Linked DNA regions of Homo sapiens: region 2 is linked to region 1. The links are chromatin loops, found by intact Hi-C in ENCODE. Cell type or tissue: pancreas. All regions are shown on one strand. Each heading gives the region's core, and the rest is flanking DNA. Links, peaks and the distances in the headings are about the cores only.

Region 1 (2,800 bases), core at 174-2,673:
AGGGTTCCCTTCTGGCTAGGACTCCTGGGGTGGCCCTGAGGCACTTGGCAGTGTGAGTCTGGGAGGGAGCAGATGGCCTCTGCCAGGACAGCAAGCTGGCACACCCCCCATGCTGCTCTCCACAGTGATGACACCTATGAGTCCGTGGGAGCCGCAGGCCAGCACCTCCAGGCCTGCGTACCGGCTCACTGCTAAGGCTCTCCTGCGACTCGTGGGCTGCCACACTGCAGCTTTCTACCCAGGAGCCTTCTCTGGCCATGTTCACCTATGCTCGTCACTTTTTTCATGCCCGCCCTGGCTGCTGGCTCATGATGCTGCATATGCCTCTGCCCACTGCACACTCTGTCCCAGTGCGTGCACCAGCCTTCTTCTCACCCTTGTGAAGGCACCCTTCCCTTTTCAGCTGGTTACCTACACCGTTCACACCACCTAGCACTGCCAGCATGTGTGCCTGGCCTCCTGGGTATCTCCTCCTATTCCTGTGTTTACCCTTCTCCCTCTGGTCCTATCTATCTAAATCTCTTTTCACTGCCCCCTGCTCTGTGTAGTTGTCACTCTCTCCCCCTAGATATCCATCACTGACCACAGCTTTTCCGATCACATCCATCTCCCTCTGTGTCCCTCAGTCTGCTGGTTTACCCACCCACCCCTGCACAGGTATTTCTACCCATAGGCTGGTCTGTTTCTAACCATTACCATTTAATCACCGTTCCACCTGCCATCACAAGGAAAAGCACACCACCTCCCAAAGATAGCAAGCACACCAGGCATTTCTGCACGGGCTCGGTGGAGAGGTCGGCAGGCGCCCGGGCCCTGCTTCCTCTCCCACACTCACCGTAGTTCCTGCTGGGCTGCCGTGGTGTCCAGCGTGTCCTCCAGCTCTGTTTTCAGAGCTTCCAGTTCCTCACTCAAGTCCCTTTTCTGCTTTTCGGCCTTGTTCCGTGAAGCCTTCTCGGATTCAAAGTCTTCCTGAAGTTCAGCAATTTGGGCTTGTAGCTCTCGCACAACTTTAAGGGCATTGTTCTTATGGAGTGTTTCATCATCACCTCTGTTAAAACACCCAGGCGCAAGAGGCACTCAGAGATGGCACCCGGATGGCCTGTTTCTCAGGCGAGCCCCAGCCCCTGAGCACCTCTCCACGAGACCCCAGCCCCACATCCCTCCTCCTGGGGCCTGAGGCTGGTGCAGATGCTCAGCACCTGCTAGGGCAGGAGGAGGTTCTCAGGTAGAGGCCTTGCTGAAGGCCCCAAAGCTAATGGTGGCAGAGCCAGAACTAGATTCCAGCCCCAGCCCCCTTTCCAAACGACCATGCTTCTCCATTAAAAGGTAGGACACTCTTACTTTAGCCCTTAGAATATGAAAACATTTTCTCTGAAGTCAAAGGCTGTTATAGTTAAAAATCTGCTTCTAACTATGAAGGAGTGACCTCCTCATCACACCGGAACCCAGCCAAACCAGGGATGCTCAAAGAACACAGTAGAAGAAAGAGGCTCTCATCCTCATACCCTCCAGGTGCCTCTCTTCCATAGGGCATCTTTTTGTTTATGTCTGTGGTTTAAAATGTTGGAAGATTTTTCTGATTGGGAATAGTTGGGATGTTTGAGGTAAGGGAGATTTTTCTTGAAAGATTTTGATTGTAACACATTATAAACTCCAAGTATTACAACCATGTAGCCAAATAGTTATTCTTTATAAAGAAATGAAACATTAGACATATATTTATTACATCTGATTTGCATTCTAAACTGAATGGTTTAGAACTGATTATTGAATCATGCTCTCAGTGGAGAAATATAATTTTTGAAAAGTGATTTCCCTTCAAGTTCTAAAACATACTACAGGCTGGGTGAGGTGGCTCACGCCTGTAATCCCAGCACTTTGGGAGGCCAAGTCAGGTGGATCACTTGGGGTCAGGAGTTTGGGACCAGCCTGACCAACATGGTGGAACCCCATCTCTACTAAAAATACAAAAATTAGCCAGTGTGGTGGTGCACACGTGTAATCCCAGCTAGTCGGGAGGCTGAGGCACGAGAATTGCTTGAACCCAGGAAGTGGAGTTTGCAGTGAGCTGAGATTGCACCACTGCACTCCAGCCTGGGTGACAGAGTGAGACTCCATTCAAAAAAAAAAAATAAATAAAACATACTACAGTTAATCTGTAATGTACAGAGACCAAAACATTTGTTATAGTGAAATAATTTGTTCTGGTGTGAATTTCCAAGGGTTTCATAATATAATTTGTCATTTTAAAGTATAAATATTGAGATGGTTTATGAGACTTTCTTGCTGTCCTGACACAAATTCTGTACGCCTGGGCTTTTCACTTTCTCAGGTCACACCAAACAGCAAGCAAACCCCATCTCACTCTCCCAGGGTTTTTGAATGCTCCCGAACATAACAAAGTCTGCTGAAACTCAGCCCCATGGGCTCCCGTGCAGCGCAGCTGCTGGGCTGCAGACCTGGCCAGTGCGCCCTGCAGCTCCTCCTCCTTCTTGGCCAGCTGCAGCTTGAGCTCATCAATCTGCGCCTGCAGCTCTGCGATCTGGTCCTGCAGGTCGGTCGTCTCCCCGTCGAGTTTTCTTTTGGCCTTTTCCAGTTCCTGACGAGTCTTTTCTTCCTTCTTTAAGCGTTCTTTAAGGTAAGACATAAGAAGCTCTTCAACACACCGAGTGACTCACCACAGGAATAAACTAAAATACAGACTGATCCAAGTTGAAAATAAGCCATTTTATTCAAAAGCATGTCACTGCCCTGATGACATGGTCATGCGCTGATGTCAACTGCTCAGTCATTTCAAACC
Region 2 (2,800 bases), core at 8-2,507, 61 kb before region 1:
CCTGGAGTAGTTTTCCATGCCTGAAAGAGCCTGGTGTGTTAAGACAGTTTCGAACAGTACTGCCAGAATATAGAGTGGGATGCCTGGGGAGGGGGTGCTAGGAAGCAGTAGGCATGCCTCTAGAGTGGGCCTGACGATCAGTTGGGAGTTGTAGGTAGCCAGTCCAAATGTTAGTTAATTAAATCGCTTTTTTTCTCCTCTCTGAATGCCTTGGGAGAGAAGAACCAGGATGAGAGAGAGAGATCATTGAAGTTGGAGATTAGTGGGCTTTTGGAAGGAAGCTTTGGACTTAAAAGATGATTAACAGGAGGTTTTTAGAGATTTGATAATAGTAAATTATTGGGAATGTGGTGCCTGATTTTCTAGTAGGGTCACCTGGCATAAAATGTTCCAAGCAGATGTTTTGAAGCAGTTGTATACCTGGGAAGGGCAGCATGCATGCGGTAGCAGCATCTCTGACAATAAGCTTGTTTCTGTCTCCCGATTCGCAGAAGACCACGTGGCCTTAAACCAACTGCTGCAACTCTGTGTGCAGGATGATTCTGTGGGCCCAAGTCACCCAGCGCCTATGCTGCAACCAAAAGTGCCTCCTGTCGCTTTGTATCAAAGGACCTTTGTCATGATCTCATTCACAATATTGGTGGTCCCTGAGAGTGGAGCAGTGGAGTGATTGACGTGCCTGAGTTTGAAGAGAGTTAACCACTGGAATCTCTCATGTTTTATTCCCTCCAAAATGCTGCAGTTCAGTGTTGTCCCAGATTTTATGCTTGTGCTTAGATTTCTCTGTTCTCTAATTTGTTAAGTTTGTCTTTAATATTTCACAGGCTTTCTTGATCATGGATGGTGAAGATATACCAGATTTTTCAAGTTTAAAGGAGGAAACTGCTTATTGGAAGGAACTTTCCTTGAAGTATAAGCAAAGGTAATGTTGGAAAGCACACTAAAAGTAGGGGAGGGCATTTGGAATACACCGTGTCTTGTTTGTGCATTTTTCTTTTTAACATAAAGCTAAATTTAGAATTGCAGATTTAGGATTCTAGGATTGAGATTCTACAAACAGTCACCACATGGGTTGTATTTAAATAGTGTAAACATGCCATAAGTCTTTATATTGTTCAAATTATTAAAATAGTAGGAAAACTGTCATTTATGATTTCTTCTGATTGTTACCTGTTCTATGCTTTTTAGTAGGCGGGGCCATCTTTGGCCCGTTTTGCATGCACTGATTCTGCCTCATCATTTTGGTCATTTGGAGATTCTGATAAGCTGTCTGGGGCTCCATAGAACAGACTTTACGTTCTCCTCAGGCAAGCATGATCAGTGTCTGGAGCCAGCAAAGCTTTGAGGGAGGGGGAGAAGCTTCAGGGGCATGGAACGTTTTATAAAATTTCAGTTATTTGGTTGGGAGAACTTTCAGGCAACAACCTTTTAAGCAACAAAACTTGTCTCAAATTTCTTTTTTAAAAATGGGATCTTGCTAAATAAAATATTGATACATTTTCCTATTTTGGTTAACAGAGTTTACTAAGTCTTATCAAACCTTTTACTGCCCTTTCATTATTATCACCGAAGTCAGTTATTCTATTGTGCCAGTGGATATGAAAGGTGTGTATCTATGGCAGGGTTCTTAATCTTTTTCTGTGTCATAGATGTCTTAATGGGCTGGGGTAGCCTGTGGACTCCTCAGCATAATATTTTTAAATGCATAGAATAATAGAATTACAAAGAAAATCAATTATATTGAAAAAAGTTATCTAAATATTAAACTAATTTATGGCATAGTAACATGTACTTCTCTATTAATGCATTAAATAAAAAAAGATACAGAAGTGAATGTAATAACTACCTAATTTTGAAATAGTCATGAAAATAAATATATTTAGAGATACATGCAACGATTCTATTGTGATGTGAAAATATGTGTGATTTCTGTTGAATATGGTAGAAGGAAATGCCAAATTTGTTACTTTAATGAAAGTAAAAATGCATTTTTCTCGCATCTGAGTTCTGTGGTGGAAGAAGCTAATGGTATTGAGCCACGTAGCCTTACTTTTCATAAATATTGTAATCACTGACTTGTGGCTCCTTTTTGGGCTTGTCGTTTTCATTGAACCCTGAATATATACAGTAAGAGATGCAAAACAGATTGTCTTTAGTATATTTTATGAGAGCATTAGCATTCAAGCAAAAATTATCGAATTGCTCTATAATCACCTCCAAGACAATCCTTGTGGTTCTTAGTGTAACTCGTCTTTCCCACTTTGTTTCTGATTAGCTTCCAGGAAGCTCGGGATGAGCTAGTTGAATTCCAGGAAGGAAGCAGAGAATTAGAAGCAGAGTTGGAGGCACAATTAGTACAGGCTGAACAAAGAAATAGAGACTTGCAGGCTGATAACCAAAGACTGAAATATGAAGTGGAGGCATTAAAGGTAATTGCAGCAGTAGACGCTGGGGTCTAATGTGTTGAGTTTTATTAAAATGAGAAATATGTTTTTCAGGTGCTTAAGAGCAGCTGGCGACAAAAAATAGTTTGAAAAAAACGCTTAAAGTGAATTTTTGAATAAAATGTTTTCTTTCACGGAACCAGGGGAAAAGGTGGTTTAGAGTTTAGGAGTTCACTTAGAAACTTTGTAGTTGTCACTTTTCTAGCTATAATGTTCCTAGCTATATTATATTATAGTTCCTATAATTTTCAAAAGCTGCCTGATTATTTGTTTTGACAGATAGGTTGCCTCATTCTGCAGTATGTTTACAATTATATTGATAGGGAATATGCATTTATTTCATTATTGTTCATAGC

Evidence for each region. Hi-C counts contacts between places; a loop is a spot of excess contacts. Peaks named below come from ENCODE experiments on the same cell type or tissue, not always from the same donor. Only the 100,000 strongest peaks of a DNase experiment are listed, where the experiment ranks them.
Region 2: a loop joins it to region 1, with 4 times the contacts of the local background. A loop is called at or near these places in 2 of 110 quality-filtered maps.

What each region holds. Positions count from the first base shown.
Region 1 is chr17:8,503,859-8,506,658 of GRCh38, forward strand. MYH10 (myosin heavy chain 10) reads right to left here. Exons shown (of 43, transcript NM_001256012.3): 27 at 2,460-2,631; 28 at 836-1,048. It overlaps LOC102724262 (a long non-coding RNA gene), which reads left to right and starts at 1,046. Exons shown (of 5, transcript XR_934210.3): 1 at 1,046-1,512; 2 at 2,333-2,800. In pancreas, for the core only: no CTCF peak of the experiment used is centred there; no DNase peak of the experiment used is centred there.
Region 2 is chr17:8,443,436-8,446,235 of GRCh38, forward strand. It overlaps NDEL1 (nudE neurodevelopment protein 1 like 1), which reads left to right. Exons shown (of 9, transcript NM_030808.5): 2 at 825-922; 3 at 2,276-2,429. The coding sequence starts at 837. Among named protein-coding and RNA genes, the nearest start is that of NDEL1, 9.0 kb to the left of the region's middle. RefSeq lists a silencer at 1,153-1,353. In pancreas, for the core only: no CTCF peak of the experiment used is centred there; no DNase peak of the experiment used is centred there.